Linked DNA regions of Homo sapiens: region 1 is linked to region 2. A link is a loop called in an ENCODE intact Hi-C map of the cell type or tissue named here. Cell type or tissue: IMR-90. All regions are shown on one strand. Each heading gives the region's core, and the rest is flanking DNA. Links, peaks and the distances in the headings are about the cores only. Region 1 has its middle 32 kb from the start of ANXA5. Region 2 overlaps LOC107986309 (a long non-coding RNA gene).

The links. A loop is a pair of places that touch in the nucleus more often than their neighbours do. Peaks named below come from ENCODE experiments on the same cell type or tissue, not always from the same donor. Only the 100,000 strongest peaks of a DNase experiment are listed, where the experiment ranks them.
Region 1: a loop joins it to region 2, with 6 times the contacts of the local background. A loop is called at or near these places in 33 of 110 quality-filtered maps.

Annotation. Positions count from the first base shown.
Region 1 is chr4:121,724,061-121,734,830 of GRCh38, forward strand. No RefSeq gene overlaps it. Among named protein-coding and RNA genes, the nearest start is that of ANXA5, 32 kb to the left of the region's middle. RefSeq lists a silencer at 2,826-3,005. In IMR-90, for the core only: a CTCF peak has its summit at 2,803 (motif pointing left); DNase peaks (open chromatin) are centred at 2,791, 4,261 and 4,951; H3K27ac peaks cover 2,044 bases.
Region 2 is chr4:121,478,003-121,488,772 of GRCh38, forward strand. The region is part of intron 1 of LOC107986309 (a long non-coding RNA gene); the gene reads left to right. Among named protein-coding and RNA genes, the nearest start is that of QRFPR, 100 kb to the left of the region's middle. In IMR-90, for the core only: a CTCF peak has its summit at 6,730 (motif pointing right); a DNase peak (open chromatin) is centred at 6,739; H3K27me3 peaks cover 167 bases.

The sequences.
Region 1 (10,770 bases), core at 1,721-9,720, 250 kb after region 2:
TAGCCAGGTGTAGTGGCAGACACCTGTAATCCCAGCTACTGTGGAGGCTGAGGCAGGAGAATCGCTTGAACCCGGGAGGTAGAGGTTGCAGTGAGCTGAGATTGTGCCACTGCACTCCAGTCTGGGTGACAGAGTGAGACTCCATCTCAAAAAACAAAAACAAACAAACAAACGGAAACAACAACAAAAAAAACCCCAACAAACCACCGTCTTAATAATAAGAAACAGACACACTTAGAAGCCTCCCTGGTTTGGAGATTATCTTACTCTATAAAATTAAATTATATACAGTGTGTTGAAATAGACAAAAGGCCCTAGCAGGCTGGAGCCTTTATTGAATTGTTCGTTTCTGCTAGGTTACACCTGAACTTACCGCCTATTGAAATTCTCTCCGGGAATGTGACCTGGTACATATTCTGCTACATGTGGTGTTTAGAAACTTGCATTCTGGTCCTAATTGACCCACCAACAAATATCAACAAATATGTAACAATGAGTCTCCACTTTTTTTGTGAACAAATATGGAATTGGATTGAGCTGACTTCTAAGGCTTCTTCCTGTTTTGTGATTGCAGACATGAGGGTAACATTACCACCAGCTGATATAATATGAATTTGTTTTTCAGATTAGCTGGTCTCACCTGGCACAAAGTAGAGTCCTGAGGTGAGAGGGTGTAGGATGGGTAGGAAGAGAAGGGCTGAAGTTTAATCAAGGAAAGAGAAGTCTTAGAAGAGGCCTGACTCCAAGTATTTGGAGGATGGTCATATGGGAAGAGTTAACAGACATGTTCTGGGACATTCCAGAGAACAAGCTTAGGGCCAACCCATAGGTAGGAATGACCCACATATGAACCAGCATAACTCATCTTTCAGGGACAGGGACATAACTCAGTCAAAGACACCCTACAGGAGAGTGGTTCACTGGATTGTGGTGACTTTTCATAGCAGGGGAAGCAGACTCCCACTCACCTGTTTTTTCTGTTTTTAAAATGCGTAAGTTCTTCCTTCTTTCATCTCTTTCCTTCAGCTCTTCCCTTCTTCCAGTAACCCCCATTCACTCCGAGTTTCTGATACCCAGCCCTGCAGGTGTTTTTAGTACAAATATTTTGTCTCTCAGGTGTTTGGGGCAGAGGAAAAAAGATAAGAAGCACTAATCTAGTTCACTTAAAAGCCCTGTGCAATGCTAAGAGTGACTACAACAGAAAGCGTCAGCTCTGTGTAACCCCATCCTTCACAGTCCTCATGTCCCCTGACAGCCTCTCTCTTTGCGGTCTCATCTTCATATCCCTGTGTAATATCTCCTTTCAGAGCACAAGCTATGGAGCTGGGTGTGGTGGATCATGCCTGTAATCCCAGCTACTCAGGAAGCTTATGCAGGAGGATTGCTTGGGCCCAGGAGTTTGAGGTGGGTCTGGGCAACATAGCAAGACCACATCTCAAAAACAACAACAACAGCAACAGCAAAAACCAACAAAACATTGCTTCATAACAAAGGTAGTTTCACCAGGCTTGGAATAAGCCCTTCTTGGTTTCTGGGACAACTCTTTTAAATGCTTAAGACTCTTCCTACACATTTTAACCCAGGTACATAGGAGATCTATGTAAGAAGTCTCCCTTAAATCTACAACATTTTTCGGTGGGGGAAGGCATGCTTTGCCACAGTGCAATATTGGAATCTAGAGGAGCTCATTTCTTCCTTCAGTGGGAAAGCCACAGGCACTAAGCAGATACACCAATGTTCCATCCCTTAAGTGATGTCTTCGTTGAAACCCACAATGCATTACTGACAGACATTCCTGGAACAATGGCTTTTTCTCTGAGACCATAGTTCTCTTCCAGATCATCAGAGGAAATGAAAAGAGCATAGACACATGCCTGGTGAGCAGGCTGCCTGAGAAGCCCTGCCATTTCCCATTTTTCCTAATAACTCAGAAAATAAGCAGTCAGCCAGGCCCGGTGGCTCACACCTGTAATCCTAGCACTTTTGGAAGCCGAGGCGGGAGGATCACTTGAAGTCCAGAGTTTGTGACCAGCCTGGCCAACATGGTGAAACCCCTTCTCTACTAAAAATACAGAAAAATTAGCTGAGCATAGTGGTGGCACCTATAATCCCAGCTACTCTGGAGGCTGAGGCAGGAGAATCGCTTGAACCCAGGAGGGAGAGGTTGCAATGAGCCGAGATCACGCCACTGCACTCCAGCCTGGGCAACAGAATGAGACTCCATCTCATAAAAAAAAAAAAAAAAAAAAAAAGCAGTCAACATAGAAAGTGGCTTCAAGAAGGAAGGACATATCTAAAACTTTTTTTTTCTTACTTCCCCCTGCTCAGAACAAACTTTGAGATCACCATCTCGCAATCTAACACTGACGAAAACACAGTCTTGTAGAACGTGAACGTCAAAACCACAGCACTTTTTTGTTTTTATAGGACAAGTTGAGTATCTGTTTCGTAGTTTATCAGTTTTATTGATCATGAGAACACATATAGCAACTGCCTGGCTTCTAAGTCACATAGTATTTTATTATCTTTCTTTTCTCAGACAAAGAAGATAACTCAAGTAGTAAAATATTGGGCTGAATGACTACCTAAATGATCTCTAAGTAGGTTTCACACTAGACTGATCAGCAGTTACCTGCATCTGACCAGCCACAGCAGCTGCTGGGTACTCATTTCTGTAGCAGGGCCATTTACCTGTTCACTGTTTAGTTCATTCAAGGGGCCCCTTTATCTGTCAGGAGGAAATTAGCCATAGAATCAAGTCCTGCCACATTAGTGCTTCCACTGTACCTAATACTGACCTCTGCTGTTGTTTTAACCACATTACATGGAAGCCATTTATTTACCTATCTGTCTTGACTACTAAGTTGTGAACTCTCTGAGAATTGAAAGTGTGTCTTATTCATCCACTCGGTTTCAATGATTGGTATAAATAACTGCTCAATATGCATTTACTGGATGAATGAACAAACCAACACGCAGCCATCAGACAGTGAGGCCTAGTGGTTAAGAAGATGTGCTCTGGTGGCAAACATCTGTTTTAAAATCCTGGTTCCCCAGTTTCCAACTGTGTGAGTGACACTGAACAATTTCTTAATCCATTTGCACCTCAGCCTGTTAAGGGGGGTTAATATTAGAACTTTTTTCACAGTACTGTTGAGTTAGTATATACGAAGCATGTAGAAAAATGCAAGCACACTAATGTTTAGTATATGTTCACTGTGGTTGCTATTGTTATGAATATGATCATTATTACTAGGCAAAAATAATACCCCTATTAAGAACACTAGAAGAATTTAATACGTGAGTTCACGGCTCTTTGCACCAGAGCCTCTGATAGTGAAAAGGCAAGCCAGATACTACCACACAGTGGAGAAAGATGTTTAAAATGTGCTTTGTCCTGGCTATGTAGTGGCTTATGCCCGTAATCCTAACACTTTGGGAGGCTGAGGCAGGCGGATCACTTGAGGCCGGGCATTCAAGACCAGCCTGGCCAACATGGCGAAACCCCATCTCTACTAAAAATACAAAAAGGTAGCCGGGTGTGGTCGTGGGCGCTTGTAATCCCAGCTACTCTGGAGGCTGAACCACAAGAATCACTTGAACCAACTGAGATCGCACCACTGCACTCCAGCATGGGCGACAAAGTGAGACTCTGTCTCAAAAAGACAAACAAACAAACGAAAGTGCTTTGTCCTCCATGAATAAAATTCAGCTAATACTGGGCAAGTATTCACTATGGGCCCCACGTCTGTTAGATCTTTTATTCATATGACCTTATTTCCGTTTCAAAGCAAGTATGGGAGAAAGAACTTTTGTTATTTTTCCCTTTTTGAGTTTTACTCTGCTGCCCAGGCTAGAGTACAATGGTGCGATCTTGGCTCACTGAAGCCTCTACCCACCGGGTACAAGTGATTCTCCTGCTTCAGCCTCCTGAGTAGCTGGAACTACAAGTGTGGGAATGTCCCAGCTAATTTTTGTATTTTTAGTAGAGAAGGGGTTTCGCCATGTTGGCCAGGCTGGTCTTGAACTCCTGACCTCAGATGATTCAACTGCCTCTGCCTCCCAAAGTGCTGAGATTACAGGCATGAGCCACCGCGCCTGACCATTTTTCTCATTTTTTAAAAGATGAGGAAAATGAGGCTCAGAAATGTTAAACAATTTCCTGAACATGATACACAGGTAGGTGAATCATCTGGCCCCAGAGCCCATCATCTTTCTGTTCCAAGTTGCCTCCAATGCAACAAACAGAGAGCAGAAGCATCACGGGAATGTTGTTAAATGTTCCCTGTGGCATTGCCCAATGAATGAGGATGAAGCCAGGCGTCCTCAGCCTTTGGTCCCAAGTACAGTAATCCCCAAAGAATGCTGGTTCTGAGGTCTCCCTCCAGCCCTGAATAAAGTCCCCTGGATGCATTTCTGGGAATTGAAGGATATAATTTCTTTAAAAAATATTTTAAGGCAAGTAGTTATTAAATATTATAGTCATAATTAAATAATTCATAATACCTCAAATTTCCCCTCGGGAGACCTCTGTCAAAACCATGCTATGCCCAGCTACAAAATTCTAATGATAAATTTCATATATTCTAACCCAGCTCATTTCCCAAAGAGGCACTAATATCTCTGGGGGGTTTTAAATCATGGCACTGCTGTCAAGTTGTAAGTATTATCATCTTCATTTTGTGGGTGAGGAAACTGAATTTTTAAGGATTTAAAAGACTTGGCTAAGGTCATACAGCTAATGAGGAGCAGAGAAGGGTTGGAATCCAGATTTTCAGCTTCTACACTGCCACTCTGGCAGTCAAACCCTGAGCCATTTACTGTGGAAAAGCTTTGTGACAAGCACTGCACTAAGGGCCAGAAATGGAAAAGTGAGTAAGACATAGTTCCCAATCTTGTGGGGAGATACACTCATAACTAACACAATAAAATGTAAACATGGTGATAGACCATATCTATAAAATGCCACTGGGGCACATGAAATTCTTTAAAAAGCATGTAACAATTGAACTGGGTGTTGGAGAGTGAGTAAGAGTTTGCCCAGGAGGGGAAGTGCAGTCTAAGCAGAAGGCGATTCTTGTGCATGGAGTATGCAGGAAACATGCGGGAGTGGCCCCTTGATTCTTGCTGCATTTTGAAAGGCGAGACCTTTTAAATAGTCTGATTTATGATACAACAGTAATAAACCAGACAAGAGTACCTTTTTTTTTTTTTAAACTTTGAGTTCCAGGATACATGTACAGAACGTACAGGTTTGTTACATAGGTATACATGTGCTGTGGTGGTTACTTGTACCTATCAACTCATCATCTAGGTTTTAAGTCACACATGCATTAGGCATTTGCCCTAATGCTCTCCCTCCCCTTGGCCCCCACTCCCTGACAGGCCCTGGCATGGGTTGTTCCTCTCCCTATGTCCATGTATTCTCTTTTTTTTTTTTTTTTTTTTTTGAGACAGAGTCTCGCTCTGTCGCCCAGGCTGGAGTGCAGTGGTGCGATCTCGGCTCACTGCAAGCTCCACCTCCCGGATTCACACCATTCTCCTGCTTCAGCCTCCCGAGTAGCTGGAACTACAGGTGCCCACCACCACACCCGGCTAATTTTTTGCATTTTTTTTTTTTTTTATTTTTAGTAGAGACAGGGTTTCGCTCTGTTAGCCAGGATGGTCTCGATCTGACCTTGTGATCTGCCCGACTTGGCCTCCCAAAGTGCTGAGATTACAGGTGTGAGCCACCACGCCCAACCTGTGTCCATGTATTCTCATTGTTCAGCTCCCACTTACCAGTGAGAACATGCAGTGTTTGGTTTTCAGTTCCTGTGTTAGTTTGCTGAGGATGATGGCTTCCAGCTCCATCCATGTTCCTGCAAAGGACATGATCTCATTCCTTTTTAATGGCTGCATAGTATTCCATGGTGCATATGTGCCACATTTTCATTATCCAGTCTATCATTGATGGGCATTTGGGTTGGTTCCATGTCTTTGCTATTGTAAATAGTGCTGCAATAAACATACATGTGCATGTATCTTTATAGTAGAATGATTTATATTCCTTTGGGTATATACCGAGTAATGGGATTGCTGAGTCAAATGGTATTTCTGGTTCTAGATCCTTGAGGAATCACCACACTGTCTTCCACAATGGTTGAACTAATTTACATTCCCACCAACAGTGTAAAAATGTTCCTATTTCTCCACAGCCTCACCAGCATCTATTGTTTCTTGACTTTTTAATAATCCCCATTTTGACTGGCATGAGATGGTATCTTAGTGTGGTTTTGATTTGCATTTCTCTAATTATCAGTAATGTAGACCTTTTTTTCATATGTTTGTTGGCCGCATAAATGTCTTCTTTTGAGAAGTGTCTGTTCATATACTTTGCCCACTTTTTGATGGGTTTGTTTGTTTTTTTCTTGTGAATTTGTTTAAGTTCCTTGCAGATTCTGGATATTAGACCTTTGTCAGACAGGTAGATTGCAAAAATTTTCTCCCATTCTGTAGGTTGCCTGTTCACTCTGATAATGGTTTCTTTTGCAGTGCAGAAGCTCTTTAGTTTAATTATACCCCATTTGTCAATTTTAGCTTTTGTTGCAATTGCTTTTGGTGTTTTTGTCATGAAGTTGTTGCCCATGCCTATGTCCTGAATGATATTGCCTAGGTTTTCTTCTAGGGTTTTTATCGTTTTGGGTTTTACACATAAATCTTTAATTCATCTTGAGTTAATTTTTTTATAAGGTGTAAGGAAGGGGTCCAGTTCCAGTTTTCTGCATATGGCTAGCCAGTTTTCTCAGAACCATTTATTAGATAGGGAATCCTTTCCCCATTCCTTGTTTTTGTCAGGTTTGTTGAAGATCAGATGGTTGTAGATGTGTGGTGTTATTTCTGAGGTCTCTGTTCTGTTCCATTGGTCTATATGGCAAGAGGACCCTTTAAACTTTATAAGTTTACATATACAATGTGTGTGTATGTCAACATACATTTGCATGAAGTGTGTAGGAAACATGGGGGGAGTGGCCCCTTTATTCTTGTTATATGTGGATATATGTATACCCACAGTATATATCTGTATATATTAGTATATACACAGTATATATATATGAATATATGTATATATACACACGTAGTATATATATGGCATTTCATTGAGATGTCTTAAGACTGACAAATTTTAGGACTATTATCTTGGCTTTTCTCTTTAATCTATCTCAGTGTTTCTTGATTAGGGCCAATTTTTAAATGTCTCTGAACATTTTTGGTTGTCACAACTGGGGACGGGATGGGGAAAGGTGTTACCGGCATCCTACAATGCACAGGACAGCTCCGGCAAGAAAAAAATTATCCAGTCCAAATAGTCAATTATGCTGAGGCTGAGAAACCCTGCTTATCTGCTTAGGAAGCCAGGCTCCTCCATCAAACTATCACCAAAGCCCAGAGAAAGGGTGCCGGAACCAAACCAAAGGCACAGGCATTTCAATTTCAGAGGAATTAGCACTGAGGCTGACGACCTTGTTCTTGCTTCACAACCTGACAGAAGCCTGCTCTGTGTTATCTAGGTAAAGAGACACCACAGAGATTACATAAAAAGCAGGCGGCTCAGGGGCCTAAGAACGGATGGTATCCATTAAAAATCAATTCACTAATAGTTTACCTAATAAACAGAACCACCAGGCTAAGTTTTAAAGGCCCTTCCTGCTTCTGCAGAGTGAAACAAGGGCAAACAGTTAATATATTTTTCTGTGTGCTTCTGTCTTTATTCTGTTTACTTAATAGCAATAACAACAACCATTGCCATTGCTGAGCACTCACTAGATATCAAGCACCATGCTAACTGCTTTCCGTGAATTATATCATGGAACCTTCCCCATTATGATATTATTTCCAGGGCGTATATTTTCCCCTGCTGGAGACTCATCCTTATTATGAGAGAAAACACTGAAGCGGTTCCACAAAAGAAGCAGTTACACCACTTACGAAACAACGCATGGTTATCAAAACCAGAGAAAATGTAGCCATCAAACAAGCAGATTTCACTAAGCACTAAGGTCCTCCATCTGTCAGGTTTGGTGCTATTTTCTAAGAAGGTCTTACCCTCAAGAAGGATAATAATAATATTATTTTGTAATAAAAAATAAAAAATAAAACTTAGCTTCTATTTTTTACTAACATAGATACCCATATATGGATAGCTTTAGATCCCCTGTCTCCCTTACTGATTGTATATTATATTCCAGACAAGAAAAGTATTATCCTTTAAACAAAGCTACTATGTTTCAGAACTTGGCTTAACCTGGTCTCAGTGCCAGGGTTCAGGCCAATTAACTAGAGGGCCAGGTGGGAGTCTACTTGTGGGAGCTGCCTTGTTTAAGAACTTAGATTTGGATGGAAAGAGACCAGAGTGGGAAGAACTACTGAGGACTGCATGATGCCTGTTCTCAAGCTCCGCTTTGCAAGTGATTTTCCAGTGCTTTTGTCCTTGACTCCAATAAGACTTGTTTTTCTTGCCCCCAGGAAAAGTTTCACAAAACACTATTTACACTTTCTCTGTGTGACCCACTCGTATTTTCTGTTCTGATTCTATTTTATTCCATTAAATTTTCTCTAATGCTAGTGTTGAATTAGTGGGTGACCGTATGTGCTGGTTTGCCCAGCACAGTCCTAGTTGATGCTGTTATCCCCTACAATTATTAATGACTCTCCCTTTCAGCTGTTAAATTGATTTCATAATGCATTGCTCAGGTTTGGAAAAATCCTGCTGTGGAAAAAGAAGCTTCAAGCAGCAGGTGAAAAAACTGTTTTCACAAGGAGGGAAGAGGCCCAGGACCCTGTAGAGCTGCCTCAGGGCCAAAGAAACAGCGCTGTGAGGGATTCACATTTTCTGAATCACAGTCTGTGCCTTTGTCAGGGTACTCAGGCAGCTGTGAGATGTCACCCCCAAGTGGTTTCTCAGGGGGTCATGGAGCAGGGTCCCTTTTCTCCCATAGACCACAGACGTGAAAGAGAAGGATCTATGTTTCAATCCATTGACTCACCGAGACGCGTGGAGCTTGCTAAGGAATTTGGGATTCCTATACTGCAGTATGCAGGTTACAGCAGTAACCTAGGAACATCGAATTATTTCTGACAATGTTTAAACTCACGGTTTAAAGAAATTAATTACAATTAATTTTCATAAATATCTGTGTGACCAGGCCAGCCGAGATAGCTCACACCTGTAATCCCAGCACTTTGGTGAGCTGAAGTGGGCTGATCACTTGTGGTCACAAGTTCAAGACCAGCCTGGCCAAAATGGTGAAACTCCGTCTCTACTAAAAATACAAAAATTAGCCAGGCATGGTGGCACATGCCTATGTTTGCAGCTACTCAAGAGGCTGAGGCAGGAGGATCACTTGAACCCGGGAGCTGGAGGTTGCAGTGAGCCAAGATTGTGCCGCTGCACTCCAGTCTGGGCCACACAGCGAGACTCTGTCTCAAGAAAATAAAATAAATCTGTGTAACCAAAATATGCTAGAAATAAATGATAGTTACTTAACAATGTTGCTTATTCATAGTGAGATTTTCAAAAGTAAAAAAACAAAAATTTTTGTTTTCTTTAAAAAGAAATTTGCTCAGAGGTACAAAATTTTTAGTAGCTTTTCCGTGAATAACATTTAAATTTGAAATGAACAGATTAAACATTTTAAAAACATTTTTCTTATAGAAAAGGAAAATTTTAATTACTTTAAACTGCTTTGGATATTCATTTACTTAAATCCTTTTCCATATTTCTCCGATCTTAAAATATGTTTGAGATGAGCAAAATCACATAGAATTTGTTAAAGATACTGCAATTCAGGAGGAAGTATTTGAAAAGAGGACTGACCCATATTCTCTTCAAATATTTTATTCTTACTTTTTTTTAAAACCAAGAAGGGTAGTTTTTTGCTACATTTTAAAAAAATGATTGCTATGATTTGAGTGTCCCCTCCAAAACTCATGTTGAAACTTAATCCCCAAAGTGGCAGTATTGAAAGTTGGGGCCATTAAGAGGTGATTGAATCATAAGGGCTCTGCCCTCATGAATGAATTATTAATCCATTGATAGGTTAATGGATTATCAGGGATGGGGAACTAGTGGCTTTATAAGAAGAGGAAAGACCTGAGTTAGCATGTTAGCATGCTCAGCCCCCTCACCATGTGATGCCCCGTGCTGCCTCAAGACTCTGCAGAGAGTCCCCACCAGCAAGAAGGCCCTCACCAGATGCAGCCCCTCAACCTTGGACTTCTCAGCCTCCAGAACTTCAAGAAATAAATTTCCTTCTTTATAAATTACCCAACTTCAAGAAATAAATTTCCTTCTTTATAAATTACCCAGCTTCAAGTATTCTAAGCAACAGGAAACAGACTAGTGCAATGATTTTCACATTTCTACTTGAAGTGACTAATAGCAACATATTTCAATGTTTTTGTCTTTCAAAAATAATTATGTTTTATAATTCCTAGTGACACTTCCCTCTCTTCAAGTCTCATTTAAGAAAACTGAAAAGTATTCAGGTTCTCAAAGTCAATTGGTAATAAATGGAATTTGCAGGGTTTTTTTCTTTGCTGCTGCCTCTGAGCATGGCTTCAGCAGTGCCACATCATGAATCCAGCAATGTATAGCAATGTATATTCACACATTCTTCTCATGTACTGTGCTAGGCTGTGGAGCTTAAGGCAACAGACAGCTTCTCGCTTTTTTTAGCTTTCCAGGCAAGAGCCCAAAACAACTTGTTAAAATAGGTGTTTTAAGAAAGT
Region 2 (10,770 bases), core at 1,900-9,899:
TTAATTAATTCCTTTAAGTCCAATTCTATTTAGACTTTCCTTCTCTGCTGTATCCTTTTTCTACACTGTGGAAGGCCATTTATCCAGAGCGTCACAATGCCCTCCACTGCTGGTAGATTTTACATTTAAGGATAACACTGATAAATGAAGGTGATACATATTAAAAATGAGTTTCTAGGTTTCCAACAAATAAAAAAGAGTATACCTTCTGTTAAAGGTTGAGTTGTATCTCCCAAAAAGATATGTTGAAGCCTTAACACCCGGTACCTGTGAATATGACCTGAGCTGGAAATAGGGTCTTTGCAGATGTAATCGAGTTAAGATGGAGGTTCATTATATTGAGTTAAGATGGGCCCTGATTCAATGACTAGTGTTCTTAAAATGGAGAAAATTTGGACACAGAGACACACAAGGAAGAACACCATGGAATTATGGAGGTAGAGATTAGAATGATGCATCTACCAGCCAAGAAATGCCAAGCATTGCTGGAAACCTCCAGAAGGTAGAAGAGGCAAGAAAGAATTCAACTCCTATGGCCTTCAGAGGGAGCATGGTCCAGCATAGCCTCCAGACCTGTGATATATTTGTATTATTTTAAGCTACCTAGTTTGTGGTGCTTTGTTACGGCAGCCTAGGAAACTCATATATCTACTAACTTACTCGTTTCAAGCAATATTGCCAGGAAGAGCTGATACAGACAGGGCTTCTAACCAACAACAAACATAAAAATATTGGAAAATTTTTTAAAAGAAAAATCAATATATAGCTAAACTTCAAAGAAAGAAAAGAAAGTCCTCAGGAGCAAGAAAGGAATAGGGAATTCAGGCCAGAAATGAACCTTAAGAGCTTTTAAAATTATTTTTAAATATTTTAAACATATAAAAATACACAAAACATATTAAACATTCATGTACCAATCATGGATTAAGAAATAAAATATCAGTAATCTTGGAATTTCTTTGTACTCTTCTCCAATTTCATCCTCCTACTTACTCTCCTCCCAAAGTAATAATAATTCTAATATTTGATAATTTTTATTCTTAACAAATAGCTTCATTCTTTTGTGCGTATGCATCAATATACATGCATATGTGTATACATACACACATAATTTCGTTTTGTTTGGATTTTCTAAAAATTGTTTTGTTTTAATTTTATACTTTCTTTGTCACTTACTTTTCCCACTTAACTATGAAAGATTTGTCCATGTTGATAAATGTCACTTTAAATTATATAGAATATTTCATTGTAAAATATCCTACAAAAGATTAGAGAATACATCCAGGAACTCCAAGGTTTAAAGTGTAAGTGTGCCAAAAATAGGAAACAGAAATAGAAGAGAGGAAATAAACATTCACTGCCCCAGGGCTTTCCAATCAGTAGGTGGCAGTCAGTAAGCCAGGTTTGTGTTCTTCCTTTCAGGGTAGCAAGTTCCCCCAGACCCTGAGCAGGTCCAGAGATGCTGTTTGGGAGCAAACACCATAAGGCTGGAGTCAAAAAACCTTATAAATGTACCTAGTGTTCTATTTTACTGCTGCTATGCTGGCATCTGGCATGCAGACCACAAGACAAAGTCCTTTCCGCTCTTCCATTCCCTTTTGACAGACAGAGGAGCCCCTCCCCATGGCCATCACCACTGCTGGCCCACAGGGGGTTCTACCAGGCCACCCCAATGTTCACTTAAGGCCCAAGGGCTCTTCAGTCAGCTTGTGGTGAGTGCTGCTTGGCCTGGGACTCACCCTTCAGGGCAGTGGGCTCTCCTCTGGCCCAGGAAAGGTCCAGACATGCTGTCCAAGAGCCCAGGCCTGGACTTGGGGACCCCAAGAGCCCACTTGGTGCTCTGCTGCACTGTGGCTAAGCTGGTACCTGAAACCAGCATGGCTCAGGGTTTCATCCAAGGCCAATGGTGTACTATCTGGGTATCACTGCTGGTTATTCAGGGCCTAAGGGCTCTTTAGTCAGCACGTGAGTAATCCTTCCAAGACTGGATTTTTCCCTTCAAGGTAGCTGTTTCCTTTCTGGCACAGGGTGTGTCTAGAAATGTCATCTGGGAGCCAGGGTGTGGAACTGAGGCCTCATGACTCTGCCTGGTGCCCTAGTCTACTGTGTCTGAGCTGGTATCCAGGATGCAAGACAAAGTCCTCTTTACTATTCTCTCTCCTCTCCTCAAGCAAAAGGAAGGTGTCATTTTTGTTGCTGCAAGCTGCGCTGCCTGGGGTTGTGGGAAAGGCAGTATAAGCATTCCCTTTCCTGTGACATCTGTTGTCACACTAGGTAACTCACTGCCCCAGTCCACTTGTCTAAGCCCAGCACAACATCAGGACTTGCCTAAGAATTGCAGTCCTTGTATCCTAGACTGCTTTTCAAATTTACTTATGACCCCAGAGTACTTTAAACCACAGTGGCAAGGCTTGCCAGAACTGAAGTTCCAACTGCTGGTATGGGCACTTCCCCTTTGCCTAGGTCTGGTCCAAATGCTCCCTTGTGAGAAGGTCCCAGCTGAGTTGAGCATGGTTTTGTTTTCAACTATGACAGAGCAGCACTGAATTCAATGCAAAGTCCCCCATCACTGTGCTCTCCTTCCCCTAAGTACAGATTCTCCGTGCCACGTGGCCACTACTAAGGAAGTGGGGAGGAATGGCATCAGCAATTCAAGAGTGTCTTTTCTACTCTTTTCAGTGCCTCTTTCAGAGATATAAAGTTAAAATTAAGTACTGTGATTGCTCTTCTGATTTTTGGTTCTTAAGAAGATGCTTTTTTGTGTGTGCAAATAGTTGTTAAAATGTGTTTCTGCAGAGATAATCAGTAGTGGAGTCTTGGCTATGGTAAATGTGATTGCATTCTTGATTTGGCTCTCAGCTTGAATGTTATAGGTTTATAGGAATGCTACTGATTTTTGTACATTGATTTTGTATTCTGAAACTTTACTGAAGTTATCAGTTCCAGGAGCCTTACAGTAGAGTCTTTAGCGTTTTCTAGGTATAGAATCATATTGTTAGTGAAGAGAGATAGTTTGACTTCTTACTTAACTATTTAGATGCCTTTTATTTCTTTCTTTTCCTAATTGCTTTGGCAAGAACTTCCAGTACTATGTTGAATAAGAGCAGTGAGACTGGGCATCCTTGTCTTGTTCCAGTTCTCAAGGAGACTGCTCCCAATTTTTAGCTATTCAGTATAATGTTGGCTGTGAATTTGTCACAGAGGGCTCTTACTATTTTGAGGTACGTTCCTTTGATGCCTAGTTTCTTGAGGGTTTTTATCATAAAAGGATGTCGAATATCATCAAAAGTTTTTTCCACATCTATTGAAATGATCATATGGTTTTTTGTTTTTAATTCTATTCATTCGGTAAATCACATTTATTGATTTGTGTATGTTGAACCAACCTTGCATCACAGGAATGAAGCCTAGGTGATCATAGTGAATTAACTTTTTGATGTGCTACTGGATTCATTTTGCTAAGGATATTTGCGTCTGTGTTCATGAGAGATATTGGTCTTCAGTTTTCTTTTTTCATTGTGTCTTTGCCAGGCTTTAACAAAATGGAGATGCTGGTTTGGTAGAATGAGTTACAGAGGAGTCCCTCCCCTTCGATTTTTTTTTTGAGGGGGGCGCGGATAGTTTCAGTAGAATTGGTACCAGCTCTACTTTGTACATCTGTTAGAATTCAACTATAAATCTGTCTGATTCAGAACTTGTTTTTGGTTGGTAGGGTCTTTTTTGTGTTTTGTTTGTTTGTTTGTTTGTTTGTTTGTTTGAGATGGAGTCTTGCTGTCTCGTCCAGGCTGGAGTGCAGTGGCGCGATCTCGGCTCACTGCAAGCTCCGCCTGCCGGGTTCACGCCATTCTCCTGCCTCAGCCTCCCGAGTCGCTGGGACTACAGGCACCCGCCACCACGCCCGGCTAATTGTTTGTATTTTCAGTAGAGACGGGGTTTCACCGTGTTAGCCAGGATGGTCTCGATCTCCTGACCTCGTAATCTGCCCACCTCACCCTCCCAAAGTGTTGGGATTACAGGCTTGAGCCACCGAACCCGGCCTTTGGTAGGTTTATTACTGATTCAATTTTGTAACTCGATATTGGTCTATTCACGGTTTTGATTTTTTGCTGATTCTATCTTGGAAGATGGTATGTTTCCAGGAATTTATCCATTTCCTCTAGGCTTTCTAGTTTGTGTGCATAGCAGTGTTTGTAATAGTCTCTGAGGATCATCTGTATTTCTGTGGGATCAGTTGTAATGCCATCTTTTTCATTTCTAATTGTTCTTATTTGGATCTTCTCTCCTCTTTCTTTTTTAACCTAGCTAATAGCTTAACAATCTTGTTTATACTTTCAAAAACAAACTTTTGATTTTGTTGATTCTTTGTATGAAATTTTAGGTCTCAATTTTGTTCAGTTGTGCTCTTTTAGTTTTCTTCTGCTAGCTTTCAGGTTAGTTTGCTCTTGTTTCTCTAGTTCCTCTAGGTGGGATGTTAGATAATTAATTTGAAATCTTTCTAACTTTTCAAGTTAGGTGTTTAGTGCTATAAACTTTCTTCTTAACACTACTTTTGCTGCATCCCAGAGTTTTGGTATGTTGTGTCTCTGCTTTTATTTCATGAAAGAATTTTTTTAATTTCTTCCCTAATTTTGTTGTTTACCCAAAAGTCATTCAGGATTATGTCGTTTAATTTCCATGTAATTGTATAGTTTTGAGAGTTTTTTGGTATTTATTTCTACTTTTATACCACTGTGTTTTGATAGCATGGTTGATATGATTTACTCTTTTTTTCAACTCAATAGGACTTGCTTTATAGCTGAGCATGTGGTTGATCTTGGAGTATGTTCTGTATGCAGAAGAGAAGAATGTATACCCTGTGGTTGGTGAGTGGATTGTTCTACAGAGGTCTATTAAGTCAAATTGGTCAAGTGTCAAATTTATGTTCAGAATTTCTGTGTTAGTTTTCTGCCTCAATGGTCTAATGCTGTTGCTGAGGTTTTTAAGTCCCCTACTATTATTGTGTTGCTAAGTCTTTTTGTAAGTTTAGAAGTTCTTGTTTTTTGAATCTGTATGTTCCAGTGTTGGGCGCATATATATTTAGGTTAATTAAGTCTCATTGCATTGAACCCTTTAGCATTATGTAATGGCATTTCTTGTTCTTTTTTACTGTTGTTGGTTTAAAGTCTGTTTTATCTGATGTAAGAGTAGTGACCTCTGTTCTTTTTTGCATTCTGTTTTTGTAATAGATATTTCTCCAATCCTTTACTTCTGGCCTATGGGTGTCATTACGTGTCAAGTGGGTCTCTTGAAGATAGCAGATGGATGGTCTTTTTTTAAAATTCGATTTGCTATTCTGTGCCTTTTAAGTATGATATTCAGACCACTTACATTCAAGGTTAATATTGATATGTGAGGCTTTGATCATATCATGAAGTTGTTAGTTCGTTGCTTTGTAGTTTCTATTGTGTGGTTGCTTTATAGGGTCTTTGAACTATGTAATTAAGTGGGTTTGTGTGGCAGCATGCTTTTGTTTCTAAATTTACGACTCCCTTGAATATCTCTTGTAAGGTTTGTCTAGCAGTAATAAATTCCCTTAGTATTTGTTTGTCAGAAAAAGATTTTATATCTCCTTCACTTATGAAGTTTATTTTGGTAAGATATGAAATTATTGGTTGGAATTCCTTTTCTTTAAGAATGCTGAAACTAAGCTTCCAATATCTCCTGGTTTGTGAGGTTTCTGCTGAGAAGTCCACTCTTAGCCTGATGGGGTTCCCTTTGTACATGATCTGATATTTTTCTTTAGCTGCTTTTAAGAGTTTTTTTCTTTAGCATTGATCTTCTGCAGTCCAGTGACTATTTTCCTTGGTGATGTTCATTTTGTACAGTATCTGAAAGACGTTCTATGAATTTCTTATATCTGGATGTCTACCTCTCTAACAAGATTAGGAAAATTTTCTTGAATTATTTCCTCAAGTATGTTTTTTAGGTTGTTTTCTTTTTCTCCATCCCTCTAATGAATTCCAATAATTCATAGGTTTGGTCACTTTACATAATCTCATATTTCTTGAAGACTTTGTGTTTTAAAATTCTTTTGCCTTTTTTTTTTTTTTTTTTTTTTTTGTCTGACTGGGCTAATTCAAAAGACTGGCCTTCAAGCTCTGAAATTCTTTCTTCTGCTTGATCCAGTCTATTGGTAAAGATTTACATTGTATTTTGAAATTCCTTAAGTAAGTTCTTCAATTCCAGAAGCTCTGATTGTTTTCTTTTTAAGATGTTTATCTCTTCTTTTATTTCCTGAATTGCTTTAGAAGTTGTTACTTCATGTTGATTTTCAACCTTGTCTTGGATCTCATTGAGCTTCCTTGCAATTTATGCTTTGAATTCTTATCTGTCATTTCTGGGTATCCACTTTGGTTAGGGAACATTGCTGGAAAGTTAGTGTGATCCTTTGATGATGTCACTACATTCATGTTTTTAATGGTGCCAAAATTCTTACACTGGTCCCTTCTTATTTGGAGACATTGTGGCACTTCTAATTATTGTAATTATTTTCATGTGGGTAAGATTTTTTCTTTTTCTTTCTTTCCCTATAATATTTTTGATATTTTTGGTGGTGTTGTTCTTTCCTTTTCCCTGCTCCAGATAGAGTGTGACTTTAGAGAATGCTGTAGGACTTTGGTTTTGCTTTTCCCTATGCACTTCTGTCCTTGGGTTTTACATTGGGCTGTGCAGTTTGTCCTACAGGCCAGTAGGTGGCCCTTAGGAGTAAGAGCCGGCTGTGGCCAATGCAGCTGGGTATATACTTGATTACTGTTTACTGGGAGATCTCTTGCCTCAGGCAATGGATTGATTCATGAAGTGCACAGTACTCTGAGCTCCCTCCTCATCTCCAGAGAGCTGGAGGGCAAGATGAGCAGGGACAGACTGGGTAGGTCCCCCTACAGGTCCCCTGATGGGAGGCACAGGCAACAGCCCTGAGGGAGAACCCAGAGATGTGCCTAGTTGTGGAGCTGGGAAACCTCCTTGACCCAAGCTCTCTGCATGAGGATGGGGGGCAGCCTAAACTCTTACTCCAAGAGAGTGGGTGCTCCAGAAGCTTGGAGATCTGCCTGGGTGTGGAGTAGAGAGAGCCCCCCTGTACCAGGATCTCTGAACAGGAAGGGTGGAGTGACTCAGGCTGCTATTCCAAATGAGCAGGTCCTTCAGATGCCTGGAGATCTTCTTGAGCATGAAGCAGAAAGAGACCCCCTGCACCTGTGTCTCTGCACAGGAAGGGTGGGCCATCTCAGGCTGCCAATCCAGGCAAGCAGGTGCTTTACATGCTTGGAGATCTACTCACCTGGAACAGAGGGGGCCTCGATATGCCATGACCTACGCCGGGAAGGGTGCTTATGCTGCTGTTCCAGGCAAGCAGTTGCTCCCAATGCCTGGAGATCTGCCTGGGCATGAAGCAGAGTGTCCTCCCACCCCATACCTGTTATCTGCACAAGAGGGTGGGCGGCTCAGTCTGCCAATCCAGGCAAGCAGGTGCTTTGAATGCCTAAAGATCTGCTTGGATGTGGAGTAGAGAGGGCCTCACTGCACTATGATCTATGTTGAGGGAGGGTGGGGCAGCTTAGGCTGCTAAACCAGATGAGTGGGTGGTCTGAATGCCTAGAAATCTGTCTGGGCATGAAGCAGAGAGGGCTTTCCTGTACAGAAGCTCTGTGCAAAAAGATTGAGTCAACTCAGGCTGCTAGACCATGCAAGCCAGTGCTCCAAATGCCTGGAGATCTACCTCCCTGTGGAGAAGAGAGGGCCCCCCTGGTCCATAACCTATGTACAGGAAGGGTGGGACAGCTCAGGCTACTGATCCAGGCAAGGAGGTGCTCTGAATACCTGGAGATCTGCCTGGGCATAGAGCAAAGATGGCCCCACTGCACCACAATCTATGTCTATGAAAAGACGGGCAGCCCAAGCTGCTGGTCCAGGCTGGCAGGTACTCCAAATGCCTGTATTTCTGCCTGGAGGTGAAGTGGAGTGGGTCCTGCTGCACCACGACCTTAGGGGAGCAGCCTGGGGAACCCAGCAATGACACACACAGACTGGTTCCAGGTGACCTGGAACTGCACATCTGGCCCTGGCTGCACATCTCATCTAGGAAAAACTGCTGCTGTAGCAGCTCTCCTCCCACCCCAGGCTTATGACAGGGAGAGCACAATTCCACAACCTACCGCTGAGGCACTTTCCACAGTTCTGTCTATGGAGGCCCCTACCACACTCCAGAGCAGACATTCCAATCTCTGGCCCAAGACAAATGTCTGCGTGGCCATACTGCTGAGGCACCAAAGAATGGCTGACTTTGTATCAGCCTGGATTAAAAGTGGCCTTCTGCTTTTGGTCCTAAATCTTGGAAATTGCCTGTAGCTTTTCCTGGTGTGTTTCCCTCACAGCATTTCCAAGCCTCTCCCCAAGTTAGCTTCAAGACTTGGGAGAAATGAAGTGTTCTCCCTTGGCCTAGGTCACTCAGCTCTCCCTGTAAGTCACAGAGGGAGGTTCTCTGCCTCTTTTGCATATGGGGGCTTCACTCACTTCACTCACTCCTCCCCGGGATCTGGGATGTCCTTCATAATTCTGGTGGGTTCCTACATTCCTTCTTGAATTAAAGCTTAGGGAGTTTATCTTTATGCACTATCTTGCTATTTCCAAGTGGCTGAGGCACACTAAAAGCCTCTAATCTGCCATCTTGAAAAAATAAAACAAACTAATCTTTGATCTTGATGCTGTGATTGGGTAAGACTTGTGTTGTCTTCCTTGGACAGGGAAGTAAGTATATTTTGCCTGTGGAGGGAAGGGAAGTGAATATTTGTGACAAAAAAAAACTTGGACTGAAGTCAACTGCATTATTGTTCTCAAATATTCACACTCCACTCTTTACTCCTATGAGTGGAATAACTGCCTTGCTTCACTGATGTTGGTCTTACCTGCGGGACTCACTTTGGCTTACAGAATGGGATCAGATGTTGGTCTTACCTACAGGACTCACTTTTGGCTTACAGAATGGGATCAGAGGTTCAACTCAGCATTTCCGGCTCTTCTTCTTTGCTGTAAAATAGGGATGTCCCACACAGGAACTCTTCCTGCAATCTGGTGCCAGAATGAAACACACCCCTCAGGCATGAGCTGAGGCACCACTAACCTAGAGCCTTCATTTCACGAGAATGTGAAATAAATATTTGGGGTTTTAAACTACTGAGATTTGGGTGGCCTTATTAACCCAGCATAACCTATCAGAGCTGGTTAATACAATCAGTTCTAAAATCAATTTGGCAACATCTAGTTAATTTGAAGATGTACATAGTTTATAATCTACTAATTCCACTTACAGTTATATACTCTAGAAAAACTTTTATACATGGGCACAAAAAGATATACACAAGGTTGTTATTGAAATGTTTGCAAGAACTAAACATGTAAATAATCTAAATATCTATCAATAAGAAGTATATACATTTAGTATATACATGGGATACTATACAAAATTTTAAATGATTAAATTGGGTATAATAAAATTAATACCAATATTTAAAGCAATGTGTAAAAAAATCATGTTGCCAAAGTATAGGTGTGATACCACTTGTAGTAAAGTTGTAAACACAAAAAAGTTATAAATATTATTGAAATACACACACAAGTTATATATATTATTGAAATACACACACACACACACACACACACACACACATATATATAGGAAACATAAATGGCAAGGGCATACCAAACTCAAGACAGTAGTTGCCTTTGCAGAGAGAAGGATAAATGAGATCAGGAAAGGATTTAAAGAAGACTTCAAATATGTCAATTTTCTCTTTCATATATCCGAAATCCCAATTGGCAAAATGTCAACACTCGTTAAATCCAGGTGTGTGGTAGCTATTTTTTCTGATTATTTCTATATGTTCCATTAGAACAATCTTTGTTTAATCTGATGCCCATTTCAATTCATACTCTTTTGAAATATGTCTTCCCCAAATAATTCTTTAGCTGCTTGTATATATATTCTACTTTCACTATACTATTAACATTAAAGACAAGTTCTACTTGTTATACTGGGCAGTGAGGCAACATGATATAATGAAAATATTGTGCACTCTGGACTCAGGGAAGCTTAGGCCAGATTCTTGGTTTGAACAAGCTGCAAATATCTAAACTCTCTGTGGTTTGGTTACTATCCTACAATGTCATAATTAAGACAAAGTCATTGCTATATCAAAAGCACTTAATAAATAAAAATGATTGGGTGATAATAATGATATCTAATTTATATTGAATGTTTTCTTTATTCTGTGAACTCTTTCAATCACTTAAATTGTATTCTTAATGCCTCTCTGCCCAACATTTATTCCCATTTTACAGATGAGGAAACTGAAGAGGTGAAAACTTATTCATCTGAGTTTTTACTTTACTCAATACTTGTTGTATTAATTCTTATAATATCCTACATGGCCCTAAAATGGTAAAGAAATGAGTAGAACTTCCTGGAAAAAGGAACCTATATTACAATAACAACCCAACTTATGCACATTTATCTTAATACCTGAGCACTCAAAAAACATCTATTCAAAGATATCCTTGGCATAAAGATGTTATCTGCCGTTCCCTGTGTGTTTTCCAAGCCAATTTATGGTCTCCTATGCATCCTAGTGTTTCAACAAATACAAACCAACAGATTAATTATACATTGATGTGGGATAAAAGGTGAAATTATATTTCTTTATCCTATAAAAGGTGAACATAACTTCGCCTTTTATC